Regions from separate parts of the Homo sapiens genome. Here region 2 is linked to region 1. A link is a contact called in ENCODE Hi-C or POLR2A ChIA-PET data. All regions are on one chromosome and are shown on one strand. Each heading gives the region's core, a stretch centred on a gene start or an enhancer-like site at or near the end of the contact. The rest is flanking DNA. Distances are from core to core; before and after follow the strand shown.

What was found. A loop is a pair of places that touch in the nucleus more often than their neighbours do. ChIA-PET counts read pairs that join two places held with the same protein, here RNA polymerase II (POLR2A). Pooled maps may share reads with other maps.
Region 2: a loop to region 1 is called in a map of naive thymus-derived CD4-positive, alpha-beta T cell, with 9 times the contacts of the local background. The contact joins the promoter of LINC01560 here to the enhancer-like site in region 1. A Hi-C loop is called at or near these places in 26 of 168 maps with a recorded cell type or tissue (B cell, CD14-positive monocyte, CD4-positive, alpha-beta T cell and 21 more), 32 of 37 single-sample maps with no recorded cell type and 34 of 50 pooled maps. POLR2A ChIA-PET finds 5 or more read pairs at or near these places in 17 of 52 experiments (A549, AG04449, B cell and 12 more).

The regions. Positions count from the first base shown.
Region 1 is chrX:47,522,067-47,525,290 of GRCh38, forward strand. No RefSeq gene overlaps it. Among named protein-coding and RNA genes, the nearest start is that of ARAF, 38 kb to the right of the region's middle. RefSeq lists silencers at 1,592-1,661, 1,722-1,771. Within about 2 kb of position 1,450, at least 4 of the 41 ENCODE cell types and tissues checked have a DNase peak (open chromatin) inside an H3K27ac peak, as active enhancers do; they include GM12878, where a contact is called at or near this core.
Region 2 is chrX:47,480,960-47,484,183 of GRCh38, forward strand. LINC01560 (long intergenic non-protein coding RNA 1560) reads left to right here and starts at 1,757. Exons shown (of 1, transcript NR_126059.1): 1 at 1,757-3,224. ZNF41 (zinc finger protein 41) reads right to left here and starts at 2,263. Exons shown (of 5, transcript NM_001324144.2): 1 at 2,136-2,263. RefSeq lists an enhancer at 1,698-1,997 and a silencer at 1,988-2,277.

The DNA of each region.
Region 1 (3,224 bases), core at 200-2,699:
TGAGCCACTGTACCCAGCCTGAGCTCTTTTAAAAATATTCTACATATAAGTGAAGTCATGAAATATTTTTCTGCCTGTGTCTTAAGCAAAGCTATCCTTCAAAAATGAAGGAGAAATTAAAGTTTTTCCCTGACAAGAAAAAGCTGACGGAATTTATCACCACTAGACCAGTCTTAAATGTGGATTTCTAAACCTTGCTAGTCAGTTTGCCAATATTTTAACTTATACCTGTAGCATTTTAATGTCTATTTTATTCCATAAAGATGTATTGGGTACCAGATGTGTGCTTGACACATGGTTACCTGTGGGTCTTTTTATTTCAATTTCATCTTTTACACCAAAAGCTTCTAGGCCTGCCTCCACTATCCAGGTGCCCTGCACTCTCCATTAGGGTGCTGGGGCTAGGGCTCAGATGCCTAGATTCTCCTGAGAACCATCAGCCAGGGAAGAGGAGTTGGGAATGGAAAGCTGCCTTGTTTGTCCGGTACATATGCATATGTAGTTACTGGGGAATTGTAGTTACTGGGAAATTAAATCAGGGCCAACATGTGCATGTTTCTAACGTGGGGATAGATTTCTTCAATTCATTAGATCAATTGAGAGATTCTTAACTGTTTTGAACAGACAAATGTTGACAGGAGTTTATTTCCAGAGGCATATGGACTAAGAGTTTAGGTCTGTGGTGTATATCAGGGTGGGGATTGTTAAGGAAAAGGGATATCTGGGTATTAGGGGAAGGGGTGCACAGATATGTAGGACCGACCCACAGGCCTGGGTGACATCTGGACATCGCCTTACCAAGGAGCCCCGGTGCCCTCCTCAAGCCCTGCCCAGCTCCTTTTCCTGCCTGGCCACAGCCTGGGATGTACCTGGCTTCCCTTTATCTATAAAAAGGAAAGGCTTCCATTTATTTTAATATGAATTTATGCACATTCTACAAAGGCATTACCACACCTGCAGAAAACCATTGTTCGTACTTGGAGGGAGTTTTGATGATCATTCCTGTTCTGTGTATAGTTCACATTTTTACATGGAGATTTCTGTGTGTGTATCCTGCCTTTTTTGCTTTAATAGTACATGAAAATAATTTCCCATGATGTTACATAGTATTGATAAACAATTTTTCAAATGGTTCCATAATATTTTTAAAGAGACTGTCTACCTGAGTTTCTTTAATTTCATATTCCCTGTGGCTTCAGATGTTTCCTTTTTTAAGGATAATGCTTTGATAAGTATCTTTACACGCGTACGCGCACACACACATCCATCTCTGATCCATCAATCTATCAAAAGAAGAGGAGGATGGAGAAGATGGAGGAGGTGAGGGAAGAGGAAAGGAGGAGGGCTGCTCCTTCACGTCGTGAGCTCTGCGGGTGGTTGCGGAGCCTGGGTGAACACGACCGTGACCGTGGCTGCGAAGGCGGGCCCCGCCCTCTGACTGCGGACTACGCGGCGGCGCCTGTGCCGCAGTAGCGCTGGACCTTGGCCTCTGGCGGTCTCTGGCGCCCCCTCCCGTTCGCATCGTGAAGCTGGGCCGAGCCCGCTGCCCGCCGTTCCTCGCTCCTGTCTGCACCTCCTCCTCCGTTTTGCTTCCCTGCAGCTTTTGCCCCGCCCCCCTTCCCCTGCCTCCCCCTGGCCCTCCGCGTGTTAATTTAGGGGCCCCAACCCGGGGAACCCCTCGCAGAGCCAGCTGCTGTCGTTAGGCCCGGGTGAGTGAGCAGGACGAGAGGGCACGGCTGGCGACGGAGCCCCTCCCAGCGCTGCGGCGGGAGAGGGGGCTCAGCTCGAGTCGCCACCCGGACTCGCCGGACCCAGAGCTCCTCTTTGGGGTTCCCGCTCTCCCGCTCCCCGTGCTCCTGGGAAGAGGTTCTGGAAACGACCGAATCTGGGTGCAATCGGGGTGGCGCACAATCGCGCCCCTCCAGTCCCCTCTGCGGGCAGAGGAAGTGGGACTCGAGGACCAGAGCTCTCGGGCCTCCTGATCCAGGGACCTGCCATTTCCTGGCCCAGGACCCCGGGAATGCCCGAGCATGGCACCTCGACGTGGCAGGAAAACTGTTCAGGAGGCGGCAGAGGAGCCTGTGGGGGACGGGAGGCAGCCACCTCCCCGCGTCCTTCGAACCCTTTGCTTGGGCTGCCGGGCATCAATACCCCAACTCACCCAGCACCCCCTCTTCAGAATAACCTCAAAACCCAACCGGGCTCCTGGCCACAGGGCCTTCTCTTAGTCCAACCACCAGGCTGAGTGAATCCTCGTGGAGCCAGGAGGGTCCTCAGTGACCCTGCACAAACCCGTTATCAAGTCACCCCAAGTGGGATCCAATTAGCATCCTGTCTCACCCAGAATCGCCACTTACCACACCTCTACCTGCCTCTGTGTGCTTGGTCCCCACCATTTCTCCTGCAGTCCCAGACTAAGGAAGGACTGGACGGCCCGACCCAAGCCTCCCGCAAATGATTTTAAGGAAGGAGATGCCCCTCGGCAGCCAGACATGAGGATTGATTCCAGGACTCACCCAGCTGCTGCCCCAGGGACCCCACAGACTTCCCAAGCAGAGCCAGTTCCCTGGGAGGGCTGCATGGAGGAGGAGACCTGCCAACACTGGAGCCGAGGGGTTTCTACTGATTCATTCACAAAGCTTAGATCTCAGATCTTGGACACATGACTGAACTTCACAAAGTCTCAGGATCCACACACATTTTCCATTTATTCTTCTTATTTTATTTTATTTTTTAGACGGAGTCTTGCTCTGTCACCCAGGCTGGAGTGCAGTGGTGCGATCTCGGCTCACTGCAACCTCCACCTCCCGGGTTCCAGCAATTCTCCTGCCTCAGCCTCCTGAGTAGCTGGGATTACAGGCGCCTGCCGCCACACCTGGCTAATTTTTTGTATTTTAGTAGAGACGGAGTTTCACCGTGTTGCCCAGGCTGGTCTCAAACTCCTGAGCTCAGGCAATCCACCCGCCTCGGCCTCCCAAAGTGCTAGGATTACAGACGTGAGCCACCAGCCCAGCCTCCATTTATTCTTCTATCCACACATTCGCCAAGTACAGTCATCCCTCAGTATCCAGGAGAAATTGGTTCCAGGACCCCCACGGATACCAAAACCCACGGATACTCACACCCCAGATATTAAATGGTGTAGTGGTTGCATGTAATGCACACATATCCTCTTGTACACTTTAAACCATCTCTAGATAACTTATAATACTTCATACTATGTA
Region 2 (3,224 bases), core at 507-3,006, 41 kb before region 1:
TCATTCCTGCACGTAATGATCACTCAGGTGACAGCCTCTAACCACAATTTAGAAATCAATAACAAAAATGTCAACGTTTTGGGAAATCAAAATCTCATATCTAAATAACCCAGTGGTAAGAGTGAACATTGCAACTGCAATTAGAAAACATTAGAAGGAAACTATAGTGGAGATGCTACATATCAAAACTTGTGGGTCAGATGCTCACGCCTGTAGTTCCAGCACTTTGGGAGGATGAGGTGGGAGGACTACTTGAGGATTGCTTGAGGCCAAGGAGTTCAAGACCAGCCTGGGCAACATAGCAAGACCCCAATCTCTACAAAAAATTTAAAAATTAGCTGGGCAAGCCTGCCTGTAGTCCTAGCAACTTGGGAGGCTGAGGTGGGAGGGTCACTTGAGCCTAGGAGGTTGAGGCTGCAATGAGCCATGATGGTTTCACTGCACTCCAGCCTAGGCAACAGAGAGAGATTCTTGTATCTTTAAAACAAAAATCAGCCTGGGCAACATAGTGAGACCCCGTGTCTACACAAAATAAAAAATTAGTGGGTGTGGCAGCACATGCCTATAGTTCCAGCTACTTGGGAGGCTAAGTTGGGAGGATCGACTGAGCACAGGAGGTTGAGGCTGCAGTGAGCCATGATCGTGCCACTGCACTCCATCTCTGGGCGACAGAGTGAGACCCTGTCTCAAAACAAAATAAAACCGAACAGCAGCAACCACAACAAAACATGTGACACGGAGCTAAAGTGTTCTTAGAGAAAAATTTATAAACTGAATGTTTATATTATAAAATAAAATGACTGGATAGTAAGATAAGCATTAAATTCAGGACTTTAAAAATGAGAACAAAATTAAAAAACAGAAAAGAAATAACGAAGTTAAGGGCAGATATTAATGACAGAGAAACAAAGATACAGGAGGACCAACAAAGTCAAAAGTAGGTTTTGAAATAACCTCATCTCAGACCTAAAGACCACCTATCACTGACCCCAGGAAGCTGCATATCTGATTCCACAGCCCCCCATCACTAGTCCCAAAGAAACGCATCACTCACCCAGCAGGAACCTTGGTCAATCACCCAATAAACCCCATCCCACACCTCACAGACCTCCAGTAGTCACCCCGCACAGCCCTTTCTTACCCCCACGGACTTCTCATCACTCATCTCACATATACCTTATCACTCACCCTAGAGACCCTGTATCACTCACCCCACAGACCCCCTTATTATTCACTCCGGTGTCCCCAACACTCATCCCACAGGCTACCCATCAACTTTCTCTAGTGACCCATCACTCACCCACAAACCCCAATCACTCATTCTGCACCTCCCTATAAATGACCCCAGAGAAGCCTCCTTACTCATCCTACTGAGCATCTTCGAGTACAAAATCCATGTCATAACATCCCCATAATTATCTTAATGCTTGATCCATGTCATAACATCTCCATATTTATCTCAATGCTTAAGTGGCCCTAAGTCCGTCTGTTAAACTCACTCCCAGAGCCTTAAGTCCTGAAAACTGCTTCGAGGAACCCCGGCGCTTCTGGACTTGATCTGCACATGCTTAGTGTCAGCTCCGAAGCGGCCGCTCGCCCACAATTACACCTGGTGGGTGCCCTTACACCGCGCCGGTGCGTGCGTGCGCGTGCGCGTGTGCGTCGAAGGAGAGGCGGGCTTTCCAATTTCCTTCAGTGACTCTCAGGCAAGGAACATGGCTGTCTCCTTGGGAGTGTCTCTACGGGAGCCGCCATCTTGGAAGGGCGGTCATTTCTGCCGCGGAGCCCGCGGTCCCCTACTCGATATACCCCTGTGGGATTTTCCAGTGGCCGAGGCACTGGGCCATGGAATGTACCACCAGGCTTCTCCCCTCCGCCGCAGCCTCTAGGAGTTAGTCACCTCCGAGGCCCCGGCGGGCGAGGCGCTTTGCCTCTTCCGCCCTCAGGGTGCCCTCGGCCTCAGGCCGTCCCTACCGGGGAGCCTCCGCCTCTTTAAATATCGCCCAGCCCCCACCCCCAGGAGCAGGTCGCGAGACGCACCCGCCCCCGCCCCTGCCGCCGCACTGCTCTGTGGGACGCGGCGACCCCTCTCCCGCGGCGGCCGGGACCCCGCGCCCACCGCGTCTGGAGCCCACCTGGCGGCCCCACTGGCTACATTTCCGACCTGGACCCCGGCCGGCTGCGGGAAACACTCGGCGTCTCGGCTGTCACCGAACCTGTGCAGTTGCCGCGGGGGGAGTCGTGCGTGTCAGATTTAGGCCAGGAAGCGGAAGTCGCCAGCAGCGAGAGTTTAACCTCTGTGGGCGCAGAGGGTTGCGGGGATTCAGCGCCCGGGACCGTGGATCTGTGCAGGGAGTCATAGGTGTGTGTGACATCAGTGGTGGAACATTTTGGCTCGTTTTCACAATTCAGTCATTATCCTTTCTGCTTTCCTCCTGGAAGCATTAAGGTTGAAGTTTTCTTCTAAAGATCAAAGTTTTGATTTGTTATATTAGTTCGGATTTGTTTGATTTTTGTTTGTGTTCGGTTTCAAGTGCTGATTTGTAACTTTTCTCCCCCCCCCACACACGCCTTTTGACCCCTGAATTATTTAAAAGTCCATTGTTGGAGTGGCAAACATCCTCCGAGACTCAAAGGGCAAGGCCATGGGCGCTTTATTCCGGCTGCTGCTCCAGGAACGTGGGAAAGCAGCGGAGTTTTATTCTAGGGGAAGGAAACAAAGGCGGCCGAGTGCCAGCTGCACGTTTGGTGGGATTTGGTCATCAGGGGTGGACATGCTGCCCAATGGAGCTGTCGGCAGTTTGACCCAGCTTGGTCCGTCGCGTCCTGTTCTAGGAATCGATTATTCAAAGAAGGAATTTAGAGGGACTGCAGAAAATGTTACAGGTCTTAACACCATTTTGCATTTCCGCAAACGAACAAGAAGTTAATCCCTGTGTTAGTGATTTCTAAGCCCATTTGCCTTGTGGCCCAAGAACGTTGAGTTTGAAATTTGATGAAACTTGCCTTAAGGCTCAAGTACGAGGCCAGCTTTCAAAAATGGTTTTGTGCCTTGATTGAAAACACTGTATCTTCTAGTTGTTGGATTTATCGTACTCTGCGGCTCTATTGGTTCAAGCTTGTGCGTTGGGCCTTTTAAAATGTGTGTTTCCTGATAATTCCCTTCAGCTTGTCAACTGGGGGTGATGTGGCAGGGAGAAAGAGAGAGAGGAGAGAGAGAGACT